2 separate regions of the Homo sapiens genome follow, and region 1 is linked to region 2. A link is a loop called in an ENCODE intact Hi-C map of the cell type or tissue named here. Cell type or tissue: heart right ventricle. All regions are shown on one strand. Each heading gives the region's core, and the rest is flanking DNA. Links, peaks and the distances in the headings are about the cores only. Region 1 overlaps APP (amyloid beta precursor protein). Region 2 overlaps APP (amyloid beta precursor protein).

What was found. A loop is a pair of places that touch in the nucleus more often than their neighbours do. Peaks named below come from ENCODE experiments on the same cell type or tissue, not always from the same donor. Only the 100,000 strongest peaks of a DNase experiment are listed, where the experiment ranks them.
Region 1: a loop joins it to region 2, with 3 times the contacts of the local background. A loop is called at or near these places in 17 of 110 quality-filtered maps.

Annotation. Positions count from the first base shown.
Region 1 is chr21:26,155,576-26,166,816 of GRCh38, forward strand. The region is part of intron 1 of APP (amyloid beta precursor protein); the gene reads right to left. It overlaps LOC124900466 (a long non-coding RNA gene), which reads right to left and starts at 1,564. Exons shown (of 2, transcript XR_007067829.1): 1 at 1-1,564. In heart right ventricle, for the core only: no CTCF peak of the experiment used is centred there; no DNase peak of the experiment used is centred there; H3K27ac peaks cover 229 bases.
Region 2 is chr21:26,002,930-26,014,170 of GRCh38, forward strand. The region is part of intron 6 of APP (amyloid beta precursor protein); the gene reads right to left. Among named protein-coding and RNA genes, the nearest start is that of APP, 160 kb to the right of the region's middle. In heart right ventricle, for the core only: no CTCF peak of the experiment used is centred there; no DNase peak of the experiment used is centred there; H3K27ac peaks cover 1,391 bases.

The sequences.
Region 1 (11,241 bases), core at 2,120-10,119, 150 kb after region 2:
GAATACAGACCTGTAGGTTACCATTTCCATATTAAATGTGTAAAGGGCTGTTTTAAAACCATGCTTTTGTTTTCTTATTTTGTGCACCAACAATAAATCAACAGCAAATATCATTGGGTCTAAAAATAATTGATATCTGGCTGGGCGCGGTGGCTCATGCCTGTAATCCCAGCACTTTGGGAGGCCGAGACGGGTGGATCATGAGGTCAGGAGATCAAGACCATCCTGGCTAACATGGTGAAACCCTGTCTCTACCAAAAATACAAAAAAACGTAGCTGGGAGTGGTGGCGGAAGCCTGTAGTCCCAGCTACTCGGGAGGCTGAGGGAGGAGAATGGCGTGAACCCAGGAGGGAGGCAGAGCTTGCAGTGAGCCGAGACCGTGCCACTGCACTCCAGCCTGGACAACAGAGCGAGACTTCGTCTCAAAAAAAAAAAAAAAAAAAAAGATACCACTTCATTTATGCTATGCCTGAATCCTAATTATCAACTGTAGGCCTTAACAATAATCCTAAGTGGATGTGCCTTTATGCAGGCACTTGTGGCCTTTTTGTTTTCTTTGAATTAAATATACAAAGTAATAATTTATCTTACTTCATAAAAAGATTATAATCTCCCATTTTTTAAAACACATTTGATATTAGTAGGAATAACTAAAATGAACTCGTATGAATAGACCATTTTTATTTCATTGATATCTAACTAGGAACGTTGCAACTAATTTTTGCAATCTGTATCAATTTGTTTAATATATTTTAAATGAACAAAGAAGCAGAGATAGTTTCTAGAGAGCTTATTTACTTAAAAATACAACAGATATTAATCAATAAAATATTAATAAGATTCAGGTGAGTCGAGAGTGAGTACTCAAGTTCTCTTTTCTCACAACGTATTCTTGGAGTGCCAACCTTTTCAGTTCAATGATTTTATGCAAAGGTATACATCTAACTGCCTGCAAAATAAACTACTGACTATTTTAAATCAGATAAAGCAAACAACAGCCCCCAGCTCTGCAATCCAAAGCCAGCAAAGGTCACCCATTTCAGACTGGGTTTGAAGCATAGCCAGTTATGATAGCTCAAATATTTTCAGATGTATGAAAGCAGAACAGAATTCAGAAATATACATTCTTTGGCAGACAATTTTTTTAGAACCAAGTTTCTCAAATTATATAATACAAACTATATGACTATTAGAAAATTATGCATGAATTAAAGGAGATTTATTTAATTTTCAAATTCTAATATAATTAAAATTTTCAAACTTAACTATATGGGCTTCACGGGTGAAAAAAAGTATAATTTAAAAATATGAGCAATATAATATGACAGAAATATACATTCAAACACTCTTTCTAATTTTTCATAAATTAACAACTATTTGAGACATGCACAAATTTTCATGTGTTTTTCTGAAGGTGGTATCCAGAAGTGATAATTTTCCTGACAGTTTAACATTTTTTAAAGACATGCCAAGATTTAAATAATGTAGCTTTTTGATTACTCTTTTTTTTTGAGACAGAGTCTGGCTCTGTTGCCCAGGCTGGAATGCAGTGGTATGATCTCGGCTCACTGCAACCTCCGCCTCCTGGGTTCAAGGGATTCTCCTGTCTCAGCCTCCCGAGTAACTGAGACTACAGGCATGCACCACCACGCTCGGCTGATTTTTGTATTTTTTGTAGAGACGGGGTTTCACCATGTTGGCCAGGCTGGCCTTGAACTCCTGACCTCAAGTGATCCACCCACCTCAGTCTCCCGAAGTGCTGGGATTACAGGTGTGAGCCACCGTGCCCGGCCTTTTTGATTACTCTTAAAACTGCGGGATCAAAATGAAATGTTAGAAAGTAAAACCAACAGCAGAAAGTAAAACCAAGAGCAGCTTCTGAGGAATCATATTTTAGACATTTCTTTCAGACAGATTCTGTAATGTGTCAAACTATTGGAACATATTTCAACTAAATATTTAAGTGAAGACAAAATCCCTACTACAAAACCTCCAAATACTCTAACAATGATGATTCTATCAGGCCTACTCAGAACTACAGGTTTTCCCCACATCTTGATTTCAAAGCATACTTTCTGTGACGTATCTTCATTTAATCACTTTTAGAATAATTGAACAAGAAAATAGGTAAGGAATTAAAATAAATTTTAAAATGGCAGTCCCATTCTTACTGACATAAATTTATTAAGATCAATGTTCCTTTTTGCATAGATCTTCCCATTCTGTTTCAATAACACCAGCAAGCATAAACAGATTTGAAAAGCTACGCAGCCACAGAAAACAGGTTCAGCATGACAGACAGATCTAGCTCAAAAGAGGTGCTCAGTGTCAAGCTCTTTTCTAAAAACCTCAAAGCTTGTTTTGTCTGCTGTTGCTTTCAAAGAACAAGCACAACAAAATTGTTTTGAGGAAGTCTCTAGATCAAACGAAAGACAGTTAACCAACAGGGAGAGTAAACTGACTGCCACTGCTGTCCACACAGGGCCACAGAAATCATTGCTTTGTTCCATCACTCTAGCTGGAAGGCCTTCCCAGGAATGCAAGTCTGAACCATCTAGAGTTCTCTCAGCCAGAATGAAGGCTCAGCTCTTGGATGTTTCTACCATAAAAATGAGAAAGCATTTCCTACCTCCTCCTCTGTCACTCCACAAAGATGTGCTTCCTGTGTGGCTGGCTAGCAGATAAGAGAAGGTAAGCAAATCCCAAAAGCCTACTCTAATCGCTCACGGAGAATCTTAGCTTTGGTTCAGAACGTTAAGTCTACCCATTTTCCTCTATCCCTTTATGGTACTGTATTTCTTCTACATCCCAGAATGCCAGTTGCCACTCAATATCCTACCTCTCCTTTACCCTTAAGAAGAGAGCCGGAAATGTAATTTCTGATAGCAATGCTCCCAGCTAATAGAGCACATTTACATGCTCCCTTGCATCGAGGTGTCACTATCTGGCCCATGAGATTAAGCAGACCTTGAAAAGGACTTCTACAAAAGCTCCTAAACCTAACTGAACCATGAATATCAATGCCTCGTCCCCATTTTAGGAACATTTAAAAGTACTCCATTTCTAAGAAAATGAAGTTCAAACTCATTAAGGGCATCCAAAATTTATAATTTCACACTGTCTCCTTCACTTATTATACCCCTGGGCTTCCCCCTTTGAAACTCTACACCCTCGCTGTTTTTTCTGTCTGGGAAGCCCTCCCCACCCCAGTTCACCTTCACACATCCTTGAAACCTAGTTCAAATTCTGCCTGCCTTCTCTGGGAAGAGTTTGTACCTCCTCTATTATAGCCTTTGGCACACTGTACCTAATTATTTCTCCGTCTCTTTCTTCCTCCACTGGACTGCGGAATTCCTCAAGGCACAGACTGAGTTACCTTTCTATTTACTCACAGCCCCACCCAGATTCTAGATCTCCTGTCATAACTGAAACACAGAATCCATGCAGTATGTCCATAAAATGAATAATAATTTCACAAATTCAAAATGAGAGAAACAATAAGATAGTAAATTTTTTTTTTTTTTGAGACGGAGTCTCGCTCTGTTGCCTAGGCTGGAGTGCAGTGGCACGATGGCTCACTGCAAGCTCTGCCTCCCAGGTTCACACCATTCTCCTGCCTCAGCCTCCCGAGTAGCTGGGACTACAGGTGCCTGTCACCACGCCCGGTTAATTTGTTGTATTTTTAGTGGAGACAGGGTTTCACCATGTTAGCCAGGATGGACTGGATCTCCTGACCTCGTGATCCACCCGCCTTGGCCTCCCAAAGTGCTGGGATTACAGGTGTAAGCCACCGCACCAGGCCATAAATTAGTAATTTTTTAAACATCTAACTCCAAATAAATGTCAACATCACAGAAGTCAATCACAAATGCCCTGAGAAAACTTGCAGTAGAGACATAAAAGGGGAATGCACAATCCAAATATTCAGCTAAACATTCTGCATTAAACCTTCCCCCTCATCTGCACACAGAAGAATCACGGGCTTAGGCTTGGCTTTGTGTTCAACCTCTGATAGAAATGAGCAAACGAGCAATGAAGTCAACATGTCAGATTGCTTTGTAAATCTAAATAACTTCGCATGTGATAATAAATTCTAAGAATGCATCCAATGTCTTTTTCTCTGCAACAACAAGACACTAATATTTTTTTCTCATCTCATCGGCTATTTATTAAATCAATAAATACAATTAAAAACACATGCGCATAAGAAATACTCTCAATAAACTGAAGGGATGCTTCCCATCTGTGTCCCTACAATATGACCCAGAAAATTCACAATGATATAAATTTAACCTTTGAGTCTAGCTCACAAAAGTGAAGTGAAATATCCAAATAGCAAATACGAAGAAAGGAACTACCAAGAAACAAGGAAAGTCAGCCTCCAATTTTGTTCATTTAAGTATACCCTCTCTGCCACCACAACATTCATTATGTTTGTCCTGGACAGCTCTAATGGCCATGCTGATTGATACTCAGTGTTAAGGCCACCTCTGTCCAACAGACAGAGGTGGCTTCTACTCTGTTTCAGCCAAATACTCACATGGCTACTCTATCATCACCTGGAAATCTCCCAGCTTCCCTCAGGAATTCCCCCCTCTCCTATTTCACTGAACAAGCAGGAATAAGTGATTCCAAAATTGCAATTTTGTCTCAAATGTACTCTTAAAAGTGAAACCCTCCACAATTCAACTAGCAGCAGTTCTGTAAGCTGCCTTTACATTCAAACACCCTATGGGTTAGCCAAGAACGCCCCTCCACAACAACCATAGAATTTTTATATTCGTTTTACTTCTGTTGCATTTAAATTTTCTGGATTCTGTGGTATAAGAGGATTTAACACTTGACACAAAACATTCAAAATAAGATTGAGAAAATACTAGCAAGATACAAGGCTAATCATAATGACCTCAATTAGATTTTCAATTCCTGTCAAGTTAATGGTATATAGTAGTATTGGCTTCAAGCTCTTCAAATTGAAAAATACAATTCTTTTAGATAACAGAGGTAATAGAATTCAATATATTTTTTTAAAGGGCCAATTTTGATCCTTGTCACACTAAACACTAGCTGTAAAATGGCCAAAAAAGGAGCCAAAAAAAAAGACAATGACAGAGAAATTTTCATTTTCATGCCACTAAATTTAATTCCAATACACATTTTCTTTCCAAACTCTACTAACTTCTTCACACAAAATTATGTCTAGGCACCCTCTATTGAAAGTGTCCCAATCAATCAGGGCATGGATGAAATATTTCAAAAATGAGGCATTTTTTCTTTTTGCAGGCCAACTGAATTTTTGAAATACAATTGCAAATGACTGAACGTGATGTATTGACAGTATTTATGAAACCTTTTCACAATAAAATGTTCCAAAAAGAGGCTGAAAAAAAAGAATCTTATTTAAAAGGCTTTAATCTTCTTTCTATGCTTGTTCGCAGTTTCTTAAATGTTGAGAAGGTTGCACAGCTGTTCGAATCTTCAATCTGAACGTAATTCTTTATCACCACAACATAGAATTTCTAGAGAACTCATTTATTTAGTACATACAAAATGTAAGGCATTATCATGAGTGATCAAACAAATTACTGTATAGAAAAGTGTGTGATCACAATCAACACTAACTTCTCTCTCCCACCACTTGTTTTCAACATTTAATCACCCAAAGTAGATCTTCTGTCTACAATTATTCTTTTACAATGTAGTAAATATATAGTTCCTTCCCCCAGTTATCTAAGTTTACCTTCACATACTGAAATGATCAGAGAACTTTGACAATACTACAGAAACTATTGCATTCACAACACACATCCTTCTACGTAGCATTCTCTTATATTCCTTACCCAACTTAATTTTTTCCAAGTCACTTCCTTCCTCCTTTTTATTCTGTCTACCCTCTTGGGGGCAAGGACCTCGAAAATATTTGTGAAATGAAGGAGTGGCCCTTTCTTGGTTGTACCCCTAAGAATCTAGGTTTCTTTGTGTATGAAAATAAGCTAATTTCCACAGAAATTTGGCTTTAATTTTAAATTGCTAATCAATTTAATATGTAAGTATCTATGATTAATTATTCTTAGAATAATTAGTCTGCATATTTTCACATTTCTATGGGAGTTTCTTAGGTACTCTTCAGTTATATCCTCAAACTAATTTACTGTAATGACAAAATTATATTTGTGTTAAACCATAATAAGCAATTGAGAGCATCAGGATGGAGAATATTTGCTACTACATATCACTTTTCATATGATGGGTTTTAATGTTAGTCTCTGAAGACTTAAGCTAAGACTTCAAAAACTTTGCATCGGTTTTAAAGGCTTAATCTTTGAAGTAGATGAGGATTTTTTTTTTGAAAGATAAAAAAATCAATAAATACAGTTAAGAAACAGTGCTTATCCATCTTTATTCTATGAGCCTATCAATTCAATTATAAACAAAATAACTGAGTAATGATATTTATAAAAACAACATTGGCCAGGCACAATAGCTCACACCTGTAATCTAGCACTTTGGAAGGTCGAGGCAGGAGGATCGCTTGAGCCCAGGAGTTCAAGATCAGCCTGGGCAACATAGTGGGGACCCCATCTCTACAAAACATTTAAGAAATTAGTCAGATGTGGTGGCACATGCCTGTAGTCCCAGCTACTCTGGAGGCTGGGGCAGGAAGATGGCTTCAGCCCAGGAGGCCACGGCTACAGATCACACCACTGCACTTCAGCCTGGGTGACAGAGTGAGGACTTGTCCCGAAAACAAACAAAACCAAACACAGTATCAATATGCTTTTGAAAATTCATCCAATAGTAGGAGTAGATATAACAAGTCCTTTTTTAAGATGAATAAACCTTTAATGGATAAAGCCATTTTCTTTACTTTCTCTTAAAAATAAAATTTATGTTGCCTCACTAATTTTACTGTGAAATAACGAGCACACAGACAAGGAAAAACTAAACAAATGAGTTTGTAGTAACTTGGGATGAGGGGCAGGTCTAAAACACGTTAAGTCTATCTCAACAGTAGGATTAAACCTCTCATTTTTCTTCCTGTAAAATATCTCCAGGGGGTCAAAATATATTAGTTATTCAATGTTTGAAATTTAGCAAAGCAGCAAGAGTAATAATGCATTTCTTCACTTAACACAAATGACTTTTCTTTATGCAACAGATCTCTTATTCTCATAAGTATCTTTTATGGCTGAAAAGTAATTTATCAGTCTGTATCATCTAGGATGCCTTACATTTTTCAATGAAGACAGTATGTGGCTTTCTGGAAGCTAATGAAAGCCAAATTATTAAATAAGAGACAAATTATTAGATTCTCTCAAAAAAAGCATCAGGCAAAAAAAAAAATTCCTATCAAAATCACCAAAAAATTGGCCAGGTGCAGTGGCTCACACCTGTTATCCCAGCACTTTGGGAGGCCTAGGTGGGTGGATCACTTGAAGTCAGGAGTTCGAGACCACCCTGGCCAATGTAGTGAAACCCTGTCTCTACTAAAAAAAAAAAAAACAAAAACAAAAATTAGCCAGGCGTGGTGGCACATGCCTGTAAACCCAGCTATTCAGGAGGCTGAGGCATGAGAATTGCTTGAACCCGGGAGGCAGAGGTTGCAGTAAGCCAAGACACGCCACTGCACTCCAGCCTGGGTGACACAGTAAAACTCAGTCTCAAAAAAAAAAAAAAAAAAAAAAAAAAAAATCACCAAAAAACAAAAGAAGTGACAATTATTCTTGTTGAATCAAATTTCTCATAAGAAAACCTTCTGACTTTGTGAAGAAAAAAAGGAACCATCTGGAAATTAAGAGATTCAAACACTGTTTGGGGTCCATCATTAATAAGACCTTAAGGAATCACTGCACTTCATTCATCAGGATCCATTAATTTACAAAACAGGCTTATTCATCTTTTCCCTTTTCCAAAATGTTTGTCCTATTTATTCCTCATCCCTGCTCATGAACCCTCCACTCCTGCTTCTGGAACCATCTTAATCACTCCTCACTGTATCTACTGTAATCAGGATGTTTATCACAAATATGGCTTCTGTCATTACACATCCTCGTATGTGAACCCACTTCTTGTCTTCTTGTCTTTAGTTGGACAGGACAATTATAATTACATGAGCTGGTTAACAAAAACCCATGTGAATTCTTTGGGACTCTGCTTCTTGATTTTTCCCTGCGTTCATCATCATTTAACCACAGTATCACCAGTTTCATACACTCAAGGCTTTCAAATATCCTTGGCCTGCTTTTGAAGCTAAAAACCTTTTATTTTTGAGCAACATATGCTGATTTTTAAAAAAAATATATAATTTCAATTAAACAGCAGATCACTATAAAGTTTTAAAGATGTAACAGCCATAACATGGCTGGTTACACAAATTCACTTTACTGCAGCTGGGCGCGGTGGCTCACGCCTGTAATCGCAGCACTTTGGGAGGCCGAGGCAGGCGGATCACGAGGTCAAGAGTTTGAGACCAGCCTGACCAACATAGTGAAACCCCGTCTCTACTAAAAATATAAAAATTAGCTGGGCATAGTGGCACACGCCTGTAATCCCAGCTACTCGGGAGGCTGAGGCAGGAGAATCGCTTGAACCTGAGAGGCGGAGATTGCAGTGAGCTGAGATCGCACCACTGCATTCCAGCTTGGGCGACAGGGCGAGACTCCGTCTCAAAAACAAAACAAAACAAAAAATTCATTTTATTTTGAAACTGATTTCCTAGAGAAATGCCGCATTCTCAAGCAATCTGCTTTTTGGTTTCCCTGTCCTTGGGTGAACATAACTTCAAGCTTCCATATTAGGACCAAAATTCTTTTGCTGGCATTTGAAATCTTCCATTTCTACCCAGATTGGCAAAGCCTGTTTATTCGTTTTGCTAGCAAAGATTCTACTGAAAACTAAACCAAGTCTGTTCACAGTTCCTTGCACATAGCTGATAGCCAACTAATAGTTAATAATCAAGCCAGTGTATAAACTTGCTCAATATTAGACATCTGTGGCAAGCTGCCAGTGTGTACAACATTAAAAAATAGGTCTCTGGGAGGCCGAGGTGGGCAGATCACTTGAGGTCAGGAGTTTGAGACCAGCCTGGCCAACATGGTGAAACCCCATCTCTACTTAAAAAATACAAAAATTAGCTGGGCATGGTGGCGAGTGCCCATAGTCCCAGCTACTCAGGAGGCTGAGGCAGGAGAATCGCTTGAACCCAGGAGGCGGAGGTTGCAGTGAGCCGAGATCGCGCCACTGCACTCCAGCCTGGGTGACAGAGGGAGATTCTGTCTCAAAAAAAAAAAAAAAAGGTCTACATCCATGTTATGTGGAAAAAAAGAAAAAAAAAAACTAGGTATTTCCCATTTGTGTAAAAAATGCTTATGCTTTTTGCACATTTCTGTACTGTTTTAAATTTTTCAATGAGCATGAATTATTTTCATTTTTCAAAAAACCAATTGAAATACACAATACATATTTAATAAATGAAATTTTATAACATGTATTCTAAAAATTGTATCTGAGATACCATGTGCTTTTTAAATTTAGATCAAACTCATAGACAACAATCTGTCAATTTCCTGCAATAGTCTTAATTGGCCAATAAGTAATTTGTCAATAAGTGAAACATCATCTAGATTTTTAACTTTCAACTATGCAGGAAACTTACATATACCCATTGTACATCAACATCATCACCATACATAGCAGCAACTAACACACAGTGCTTATGCTATGCCATCAGGTTACATATATATTAACTCACACACTGTTTCAAGCATTTAACAAAGATATTAATTCGATCCTCAATAACTAGAAGTACTCATCCCATTTTACAAAGGAAAAAACTGAGGCACAGAAACTTGCCCATGGTCACTAGCTCAAAAGAAACAAAGACAGAATTTATGCCCATGCATTCCTGCCCTGGTCTAAACTCTCCTGATTAGTGTGCAATGCTGCCTTCTCTACATACCTGAGAAACACTCAATGACTCAGTGTTATTGGCCTAACATCACGCCTGGCATCAAATTCAACATTATAAATTGAGAACAACTCTGGTTCGTTCTACAGAGGTGACATTTTTAAAAACCTCTCATCTTCCCCATTTTAACTATCTTCTTTCGTAAGATACTGTGAGTCTCGCAAGGTTCAAGCTAAATCTCTATTGCATGTTTCTTCAACATGTAGCCACACAAAATAAACCTAAATAAAATGATCTCTTAGGTTTCTATTTCAGCAGATTTAATACATGTGAACCTGAGACTTCTGTGGCCCTCTCTGAATACTCAGCTAGCTAATCTACTAAGCATCCCTGTTTCATAAAGCTATTAATTGATGCACATATCCAGGCTTTTAAATTTAAATATGTGAATTTATTCCTAGAGCAATCATTGTACTCCAGTTTTTGCCAGATTTCTACTTCTGAAGAGGTACCACTCAAGCATAATAATAATCTATAACCAAGATTAATCTAAAGAGGAAAATTTGCCAAACTTTTTTTTCCAAGAAAAATACTAGTGTCCTCACAGTAATGATTATTTCTTAAGCCATCCACACTAAACTGAAAAAATAGTTACATAACATTTCCCCCTTTACTAAGCTTTTCACTTGCAAAATCAGCTTCAGGGTTTGAGTTCTGTCTGCTTTTCTTCTTATACAACAATAAAAAAAGAAATACATATTTTATTGATTAAACTTGCTACTCATTCTGGGGTGTGCTCATTCCTTCCCCTGCCACCTTCTGTCTTCTGTGTACAGATGAGGGTGTTATCTGTACACTGGCTGTGAGACCCACAGGGTGACAGCGTTTCCAAGGGTTTGCAAAAGACGGCATTTCCCATCCATCCCCACTCCATACATTTGCATCTGAGCTCTCACTATGAAAAGGAAAAGATTTTTTTATTTCTGTTTTCTTCAGCCCTTTTCTGTCTACAAAGCCAATCTCCTCTGTTCAACTCATCGGAACATTTATACTATTTTACAGAATAGTGTTGCCTGAATGTAGAATCACAACAAAGCCAGTTGAGATCTTTAAATTAAAAAAAGAAAAAAAAAAGATTTCATAATCAAGCATAGTCAAGTGAAACAGAGAGAGGTTGAAAACCACCAGACAAAAACAAAACACAAACAGAAAATGTGATTTTTCCCTATCCTCCTCGTTGCCACTGTTCATCTCATACTCTGCCCATCAAGATGCTACTGAAGCTCTCTGGTCCTGCATTCAGCCCCTTACCTTTGACCTCTCAACTCCTTAT
Region 2 (11,241 bases), core at 1,387-9,386:
TCAAGTAATGGGATAAAAGAATGATGATCGAAGGAGATGATTCATGATAACTATGTGCCCTTATGTGAAACCTAGCAACAATTTCTTACTTATGATAAAGGCACAATCTCCCCAGTCCAGAATCTAAATGGCATTATATTAACATTTTCCTATACCACTAATTAAACATAATGCTACATTCATTTTATTTTCTTCTGCCTCATTCTATAACAGCTATGAAACCATTTGTTATAGCTAATTCGTAGAAGCCAGGCTAAATGAGCCCTAATCAACTAGAACAAGCATTCAGAACTCAAAATCCATTTACATGTTAATTAAGTAAATAGTATAAGCTACACGTTGAGCCTACAACTCTTGCTGGAGTCTCCAGCTGTAAGAGCCTTAACTCCTTCCTTTCATAAAGGCCAAGAAAAGAGTGAGTTAGTCCCTATTCGGGGAGTGTTGGTTGGTTCTCCCAATCCTGTTAGGGGCAGTTGGCACTCTTGACTTTGAACGGCCCCCAAGAGTTTCACTGCCTTGGTGGAGTCCAAGTGGGCATCATGGGCAATAGCAACAGATCCCACAATACTCAAATACAAAAGGCTACCTGAGATAATGCGGTCAGGAATGGGTGTAACAGTGTATGTTAATTTAATGTCAAATACATAATGTATGGAGAAGATGTACGTGAGGCTGGAAGAACAGGACTGACAGTGTGCTTTTGTTACTTCTCAATCTCTAAGAGACAGCTACCTTGTCCAACTGGTTCTCATCTGCTGACATGGAGGATGAGCAGATAGGCCTTCTCTTAACATGCAACCCCTCTCCTGGTGAAAAAGAGCTTCTCGTTATAATTCCCCCAATTGTCAGCAACCCTGATTCCCCATCACCTCAACTCTCACTTCCCAACACTTTCCCTCAGGGAAATAATGAGAACAGCAACTTCCTACAGCAGTGAAGCTGACTTCGGAGAGGACTGGGAAAGGAATGGAACGTATCCTCTATCACTCATAATTATATTCCTACTCTACTACAGGGAAAGGGAATGCAACTGTTTGTTTTCTCTGACTTTTTTGCTAACCCTTTATTATTCCAGAACAATTTTCCATGTAGTAGAAAAGAGAATCTTAGCCTACTCTGGGAGAAGCTGGGACTGAGGGTAGGGTCAGCACCAGCGATGTATGATGCTAATGCTTTTACACAAAGTATGAATAAGCACACAAGAAATGGCCAGTGCCTCTCAGAAGTGAACACGGAGAAGCAGCAGCATAGACTTGGGTTAAAGCAGTGTTAAGGGATTAATGTCAATTTAATAGTTGTGATACTGTACTGAGTGAAGACTATGCAGGGTCTCTTTGTATTAATTCTTTTTTTTTTTTTTTTTTTTTTTTTGAGACAGAGTCTCGCTCTGTTGCCCAGGCTGGAATGCAGTGGCACTATCTCCACTCACTGCAGGCTTCGCCAAGCTCCGCCTCCCAGGTTCACGCCATTCTCCTGCCTCAGCCTCCTGAGTAGCTGGGATTACAAGCACCCGCCACACACCGGCTAATTTTTTTCGATTTTTTAGTAGACACGGGGTTTCTCTGTGTTAGCCAGGATGGTCTCGATCTCCTGACCTCATGATCCGCCTGCCTTGGCCTCCCAAAGTGCTGGGATTACAGGCGTGAGGCACCGCGCCCGGCCTCTATTAATTCTTTCAACTGCATGTAAATCTACAATTGTCTCAAAGAAAAGATTTTTAATTTTTTTTCTTTTTTATTATACTTTAAGTTCTAGGGTACATGTGCACAACGTGCAGGTTTGTTACATAGGTATACATGTGCCATGTTGTTTGCTGCACCCATAAACTCGTCATTTACATTAGGTATTTCTCCTGATGCTTTCCCTCCCCCAACCCCCCACCCCCCCAACAGGCCCTGGTGTGTGATGTTCCCCGCCCTGTGTCCAAGTGTTCTCATTGTTCAATTTCCACCTATGAGTGAGAACATGCAGAGTTTGGTTTTCTGTCCTTGTGATAGTCTGCTGAGAATGATGGTTTCCAGCTTCATCCATGTCCCTACAAAGGACGTGAACTCATCCTTTTTTATGGCTGCATAGTATTTCATGGTGTATATGTGCCACATTTTCTTAATCCAGTCTATCATTGATGGACATTTGGGTTGGTGTCAAGTCTTTGCTATTGAAAAGATTTTAAAAAGCCCACATAAAAAAATGAATATAGGAAGCCAGGCATGGTGGCTCAAGCCTGTAATCCCAGCACTTTGGGAGGCCGAGGTGGGCAGATCACCTGAGGTCAGGAGTTCAAGACCAACGTAGTCAACATGGCGAAACCCTGTCTCTACTAAAAATACAAAAATTAGCTGGGCATGGTGGCGTGCACATATAATCTCACCTACTCGCGAGGCCGAAGCACTGGAATCACTTGAACCTGGGAAGCGTACATTGCAGTGAGCCAAAATAGTGCCACTGCACTCCAGCCTGGGCGACAGAGTGAGACTTGGTGTCAAAAAAAGAAAAAAATAATGATAATATAGGAATATTGATTTTTCAGTTTGCCTAAGAGTTCTAACCTTGTCTCTTTACTTGACTCAGAGATTGGAAGATTTGGAAATCTCAGTTTGAGAAAATTTCCTTTACATCCCTCTCTAGCAATGGGATATTAGTAAGAGATCTAACCAATCAAGATGCTCACCAAGTAGAAGAGTTTTAGAGCACTGAGACCTGAAACACATCTTCAATAAGCCGCATCTAGTTTCATGGAAGATAAAAATATCTCAAGAGAGAGTTCAAATGCTTATGTTTACATTTTCTATTTTTCTCAATAGCATAATTTCTTCCTTCCTAATCTACTGAAACTTCTAAAAACATCAGCAAAAAACCTGTTTCACATTAATTACTATTATCACTCAGTGGAAATTTATAAATCAGCCACTAAATGTAGAGGATGCAAAATTAGACCTTATATAACTAAACCCAAATAAGATTCCTGTGAAAATTAAAACCGTATCTTCAAAATGTATACTATATGTAATTATTATGTCAATTAAAAATAAAGTTGAAAAGAAAACAAATTTAAGAAAAAACAAAAAACTCTTCATCTGCCTTCTTTGTTCTCTTCTCAAAATGTAAAATACTGAGAAAACTAACATTTTGAAATCATTTTTGAAATCAAACTTATTTTTTGATTTCCAATCCACCTTTCTGTTCAAAGTAAATATCAGAGATAATAATGGAGAAAATTTGTTCAGAAAAATAAAAGCAAGAATATTTCCTAAAGAGAAATGTTAGAAACATAGGCAAAGACTTACATGGCTATCTAAGGAACCACAATCCTTTATTGATGTTGAATTTCTTACACTTTCAAGATCACAAATAGCTTTTCTGATATTCACTTATCTGAATTCTGCTGGCAAGGAAGCATTATGCCTTCTTTTGTAACAACTCTGCTCACTCTTCAAGACAAAATGCCATTTACTACACTGAAATGCTGGTGTATACGAAACACAAAGCAAAATCATGTGCTTCTAATAAAACTCCACGCATTTTATCTTTGTAAGGTAGGCCCTTGCTGAGATTTGTGCTCGTGTCAACGCTACATTCCATTTTCTAAAAATCAGTATAACACAAAATAATACAGAATCTAAGCCAGAGCTCCCTGGATTATACAAAATGATTATGCAATTCATTGTTCAAAAAATAATGCTCAACCACAAAAAATTAGTTCTGAATAGATATTTCAAATTGGAGTGAAATTCTTTGTGGACAACCAAGGTTAGAAAGCTGATTTTACATATTTTAATAAATTTAGAATGAACACAGTTGTGAAACTGGCAACCAGAATGGGGAGAAAATCTCCACTTTCAAATGTACGATAATTATAATGCCTTCTTATGAAGCAAAGTTAACAGATTAGCAAATAATTCGCTGTAAATAAAGTGGTAAATAAAGAATAAAGCTGGTTTTAGAATAAAGCAAAGCTGGTTATTATTATTTCATTTTTAATCATTGAATTTCAAGTATTCTCAGCCTACTGGAATGTATGTGAAATAAAACTATATTCCATGTGATGTATAAATTTTAAATTTACAAATTTTGGGAAAGCAGTCACAATCAAACTAGTCATTTAGAGAGAGCTAGGAACTATATTTTCTGAACTTTTTTTTAAAAGGCAACATTTTATAGCATTATTTTCTCCATACTCTACAAGAATATCTACTTAAACTTCACATAATACAACTATTTCTCCTTTCTGACAGAAATTCCCTATCTTGAACTCTTTTTCTCCAATTTTAAGTAGAGTAAAAAGGGCAAATGTAAGACAAATATAATTTATTTTTGTAATAAGTTACTTCCTTAATGTAACAGTGGAATAAAATGAAAACGACATAAATATTAAAATCCACTAAGTATACAAAACTTCAATATTTCAAATAAACGTTATAATTTATAAATATAATTATAATATATTAGATTATAATATATTATATAAAAACTTTATAATTTATAAATATAATTTATGTATTATATTTATAAATTATATATTATATACTATATATTACAATATATAATTATATAATACAATATACAATTTATATACATTTTATATAAATGTTTACATAATACATATATCTGTCTGAGCTCAATGTAGTTCATAACAACTTTATTTTTTTAGCCTAAGTTATTGCTGTAATTCTAAGTATTACTACGTGGTGACATTTCATGAGCCTAAGTTATTAAAATCAAACTTGTATTCTGTTGAAAAATAAGCAGACAATATTTGCATTTGATTCTACTGATGAAAAAATTTTAAAAGCCAACACAATAGAAAACTGGTTATTTTTTAAGAACGTGATTTTCCCAATTCTGGAACCATGTACTTTTAATAGAAAAGAACATTTTTCAAGTGCTTGTACGTAGTGGCAAGCAGTCGTCAAAAAACATGTTTAGAAAATTACTCTAATAAGGCAATAAATTATCAAATATTTATGACCTAGTAATCATATTTTACTAAATAGAAGCATGTAAAATTAGGCAAGCAAGCTTGAACTGAAGTCTTATGACAAATCTCACTTAAGCTCCAAATATGGATTGAAATACAAACAAAGATGATGCAAACAGCTGTGCATGCTAATGAAAGCACTGCTTCAGTACAAGAGGATGGTGCTAATTTGTCACGGAAGTAACTAGAAGATATCCGCAGTTGGCTAGCCTTTTTACTGAATTGCGTTAATTCTCTCAGGCTAGCCAATACATCTGTCATTCTAATTATACCTGACCCAATTCTCATCTCTCCATGATGAAAGATTGTTTATAAAATGCCACCTGAAGGAGATTTACTTGTAAAGTATTTAGACTAATCAGGACTCCCGTGACGGTGTTAGGGAACACTCACAAAAGGGTACCACTGTGGTTTTTCCTCAACCTTTGTTTCCTGTTTGTTATGGGAATAAACTTGCTCTTCACTGAGCTGCGTGGTTAGCGTGCAACAGGCTATTAACAAGAAGCTCAAAACTCGGGATATCATGTCCTGTATTGGAAAATAAGGGGAAGTGCTTTTTCTTACTGAATGAGAGACAGGAGTATGCTGGGAAACTGGCACTGTCTAGAAAAACAAACAAATAGAACACTCTTGAGTTACAGTGTATGCCAACTGCCATGGTATAAATACTCCCACCATTGGTATTTCAAGCTACTAATGGCTATGGCTTACAAAATTCCTCTATACTGTAATAATTAGCTTTTACAGGCTAGCAGGAGTTGGCTACACTACCATGTTAATGACAGGAAATAGGGGCACAAGTGAACACATGTAGGGAGACTGTAAGAGTTTTTCGGTTTCCTTGGTCTTGAGGTGTGAATTTAAGGAAAGAAAAGCTCAGTAGGTAGATGTCTCAGGATTGCCTCATACTTGTTGGTATCTGTAATATACCAAGAACAATAACACCAAAGGTAAGAATGGTTTTCCTTTTCAGTTTCTTACTTCCTGTCTCAATGCTGCAAATCTGCACCATATGGAAGGCAGGAGACGCTACTAGAGTCTACTACTCAAAATAGGATCATGGACCAGCAGAGTCAACACCACCTGGGACTCAGGCCCCCCATACAGACTCAACAACGATTGTTTTCCAAGGGCCTTGGATAACTCGAATGGATATCTCAGTTTGAGAAGCAGCATGATCAACCTTATCTTTTAAATGCAATAGATATGTCAAAACGTGAGACATAAGATTTAATCATTTTCCAAAAGAAGTAGTTAGGGAAGAATTAGTAAAAGTTGCATAGGTTTTGGCTTATTAAAAGAAGTACACATATATTTGGGAAAAGACAGATACAACAAAATTAGTAGTCTTAAGATTCAAATATACAGCTCAACAACTTAATTTGAACAGATTGAACAGATTGTCTATACACATTTATTTTACTCTGAAGTTCTGTCCTATCTCAAGCAACATTAAAACAGCTTCGATACCTCTGCCTTAGATCCAGTACCAAGATCATAATTTTCTTACTCATATTAAGACTATTGAAATACCAGACTTCTTAGAAAGCTGAATTCAAGTGGTATCATTCCTATAATATCCCAGAACATCAGAAATATCAAAGTTTTTATTTTTACTTGTAAAAATAATGAAGAAAGCCAAGATCAATTCAAGGGCTTAGAATATACTTCCTTTTTCTTTTCTTTTCTTTTTTTTTTTTTGAGACGAATCTCGCTCTGTCACCCAGGCTAGAGTACAATGGAGTGAACTCGGCTTACTGCAACCTCCGTCTCCCGGGTTCAAGCGATTCTCCTGCTTCAGCCTCCCGAGTAGCTGGGACCACAGGTGTGTGCCACCACGCCCGGCTAATTTTTGTATTTTTAGTAGCGAGGGGTTTCACCATGTTGGCCAGGCTGGTCTCAAACTCCTGACCTCAGGTGATGCACCCACCTCGGCCTCCCAAAGTGCTGGGATTACAGCATGAGCCATCGTGCCTGGCCAGAATGTACTTCCTTATACCACTTCTCTGTAAAGAAAGAATTAGATGATATTTCTGTTCCGGTTTAAAAAAAAAAAAAGAAAAAAAGAATGCCTCTAGATGTAGGTCATGGGTTGGAAGGATGGTCCTACTGTTTCATGTCCTTTTCTGGGGAAGACTGACATGTACACCTCTCCATGTTAACTGGCTTCTTGTCACAATCTCTAGCAGGCAAAGAACCTACAGATTCCAGCTGGGAACAGCAGTGTCTCTGGTTACAGCACAGATGCTAATCACCATTTGCTATTTTATAACAGTGGACAAGGGGAGAGTGAATTCCTTTTGAACAAAAAAAAAAAAAAACAAAACAAAACTAGGAAAGCAGTTTACCTCCATATCTCACTGTCTACATGGCAAATATGCATACGCAATGTTTCAAGTCAACATTTTATGTTGTTTTCTGTTTCTAAATAAAGCTACTAGACTACATTACACATTTTATCAAATACTTGCTTTTACCTTACTAAATGTGTATTTATCATATTTGCTTTGGCATATTTTTGTTTATTTTACTTTTTCTTATACAATAAAAAATGTTCACTGGTTATCTACAATGTGCAAAGCAGTGATACAGAAGTTAGAGCTTACATTAAAATGAGACCAGCCGGGCTTGGTGGCTCATGCCTGTAAACCCAGCACTTTGGGAGGCCGAGATGGATGGATCACTTGAGGTCAGCAGTTCAAGATCAGCCTGGCTAACATGGTGAAACCCTGTCTCTACTAAAACTACAAAAAAAAAAAATATATTAGCCGGGCGCAGTGGCAGGTGCCTGTAATCCCAGCTACTTGGGAGGCTGAGGCAAGAGAATCGCTTGAACCTGGGCAGCAGAGGTTGCAGTGAGCCAAGACTGTGCCACTGCCTTCCAGCCTGGGTGACAGAGTGAGACTTCGTCTCAAAAAAAAAAAAAAAAAAAAAAGCAAAAAACAACAAAACAAAAAAAACACACAAAACTTAGCTGGTCTTGGTGAGGCACACCTGTAATCCCAGGTACTCGGAGACAGAGGCAGGTGAATCGCTTGAACCATGGAGGCAGAGATTGCAGTGAACTGAGATCGTGTCACTGCACTCCAGCCTGGGCGACAGCAAGACTCCGTCTTTGGGGGATGAGACACAGTATTGCACGGGTATTTCTCTGTTCACTTTTTTATTTTTATTTATTTATTTTTGAGACGGCATCTCAGTCTGTCTGCCGAGACTGGAGTGCAATGGCACGATCTCAGCTCACTGCAACCTCAACCTCCCAGGTTCAAGTGATTTCTTTGCCTCAGCCTCCCAAGTAGCTGGGATTATAGGCACCCATCATCATGCCCGGCTAATTTTTATATTTTTAGTAGAGACGGGGTTTCACCATGTTGGCCAGGTTGGCCTCAAACTCCTGATCTCAAGTAATCCGCCCACCTCAGCCTCCCAAAGTGCTGGGGTTACAAGTGTGAGCCACCACGCCTGGGCTTCTGTTCACATATCTAAAGCTGCTCATCACTGCAGATCTCAACACCATAGCCCAGTGTTTTGCAACCAGAGAGAGTCTATCCCCTACTCCTCCCAGGGGACATTTTTGATTGTCATCACTTGGGGGTGCTGCTGGCATCGAGTAGAGGCTAGTGATGCAGCTAAACATCCTACAATGCACAGGACAATCATCCGCAACAATTATCTGGCCCAAAACATCAATAGTACTAAGGTCCAGAAACCCTGCCATAGCCCAAGCAAACACCAGAAGGATTCGTGATGCATTTTAGTAACTTTGCCCACCAAGACTACTGGGCAGCAGTCACCAGCACTTCAGAAATCCTGGGTAACAAATGCTAGTAAATTTCCAGAACAGATGCAATCATAAGAATTGGCAAGCAAGACTTTTCTTTGCTCCTATCATGAAACATAAGAACCTAAAGTCACGTGCAAGCAACATAAAATTGCCATCCATATTCTGTGATACTTGCATATTCTGTCTAGAAATTATACCCAATAAGAACATATATAAATTTAAGAAAGAGGCAACCCTACTCTCATAGTTAAAACACCTGAACAGTCTTACCATTATTATCAACTAAATATAGCGTAACCTTTAACATTTCCTCTGCCTTAATCTTTTTTTTTTTTGGACAGGGTCTCACTGTCACCAAGGCTGGAGTGTGGTGGTGTGATCACGGCTCACTGCAGGCTTGACCTCACCTGGGCTCCAGCGACCCTCCCACCTCAGCCTCCTGAGTAGCTGGGACTATAAGCCTGTGACACTACAGCCAAAACAACAATTTTTTTTTTTGGTCTCCCTATGGGGCCCAGGCTGCTTGCAAACTCCTGGGGTCAGGCGATCATCCTGCCTCAGCTTCCCAAAGTGCTGGGATAACAGGTGTGAGATACCATGCCTGGCCTGTAAACACTTTTTTTTTTTTAACACTGTAAAAGTCTCAATGTTTACAATTTGGGCTGCTGTCTTGAAAATTAAGGGATTCTCTTGAGCATCATTTTTATATGAGATTCATTCATTCTTGCCTCCCCTTGACTTTTTACTCTTCTACTAACAGAATCACAAAAAGTCAGGCATATTGGAAGAGGTGGTTGGAAACCAAAGATGAATTTTCAGGAGGGCAAAATGGTTAAAGGCTGAGAGAAGCAGCTGGTTAGGCTGTAAGCCACTCTGCTTTTGGAAACTCATTGTTCTGCAAGGGAACTAAAGATCTCCATTCAAATCCACAGCTTTGTAACCTGCTCAAGGAATCTGACTGTACTTAATCAGACCTATGGCTTGGCTAAAAACGTGTGCCCGGTTGGGTGTGGTGGCTCAAACCAGTAACCCAGCACTTTGGGAGGCCAAGGTGGGTGAATCACCTGAGGTCAGAAGTTCGAGACCAGTCTGGCCAACGTGGTGAAACCCATCTCTACCAAAAATACAAAAATTAGCCAGGTGTGGTTGCACACACCTGTAGTCCCAGCTACTTGGGAAGCTGAGGCAGGAGAATTGAGAATTGCTTGAACCTGGGAGACGGAGGTTGCAGTGAGCCAAGATCGTGCCACTGAATCCCAGCCTGGGTGACTGAGACTCCATGTCAACAAAACAAAACAAAACAAAACAAAACAAAACAAAACAAACAAACAAAAAGGTGCACCCAGCTGGTGCAGTGGCTCACACCTGTAATGCTAGCACTTTAGGAGGCCAAGGCAGGTGGATCACCTGAGGTCAGGAGTTCAAGACCAGCCTGGCCAACATGGTGAAAACCTGTCTCTACTAAAAATACAACAGTTAGCCAGGCGCGGTTGTGTGCGCCTGTAATCCCAGCTACTCAGGAGGCTGAGAGAGGAGACTCACTTGAACCCGGGAGGCAGAGGTTGCAGTGAGCCGAGATCGCGCCATTGCACTCCAGCCTGGGCGACAAACAAAAACTCCATCTTAAAAACAAAACAAAACAAAAAAAGTGTGCCCATGTAAATGTATGCATGTTTAAATGAACCTGAACCTCTGAGTTGCTGGATTTCTTCTTTGAGGTTTGATTTTTTTTTTTCTTAATTGCAAATTCTTGAGTTGAGTACAGTTATTGTGCCTGAGGCATCTGCACACTTTTTTTTTTTTAAAGCAACTGATTTGGGGAAAATATGAGAAAGACTAATATTCTTTAAAAATCTAGTTTCTGGCCTTTAATTAAATTGGACTAAAATTTTATTTTTAATAAATCTAGATATAATTGTATTAAAATGCCTTTCACTGATTACTTCTGCTATTCTATTTTTTTTTAATTGGTAAAGCCAGGTTCTCACTATGTTGCCCAGGCTGGTGTCAAATGTGTATCTTTGTGAATATACTAAACCACTGAATTCTCTCTCACACACACTTCTATATGGCTCTATTCCCTAGTCTCATCACATTTTAAGCAACCTAATTATCTGAGTGGGCTTTCTAGATTGAGACCATTAAACTACACGGAAAGATGCTTGTCCATGTCCTGCTTCACTCTGCCTCTATCAAAGTGTGTATCAAACACCTCGGAATCAATGGCTGCCATGACATGGGGCACAAAATAACAGGCTGTTACCTGTCACATCTATGGTCAGTGCTGACACTAGTTCTCTTGACATCATTAGCAAGCATGCTACAACCCGGGCGAGAGTAGAAGTGCATCCTCTCCATCTTCAAAACACAAAGGTAAAGGCCTGAGGCTTGCTCTATAAGGAGGAGCCATTACCCTTTTGCCCTGTTCCCAAATACTCCCTGGAGCTTTAGTTTCATTTTTGTACAGCATGCTACTACT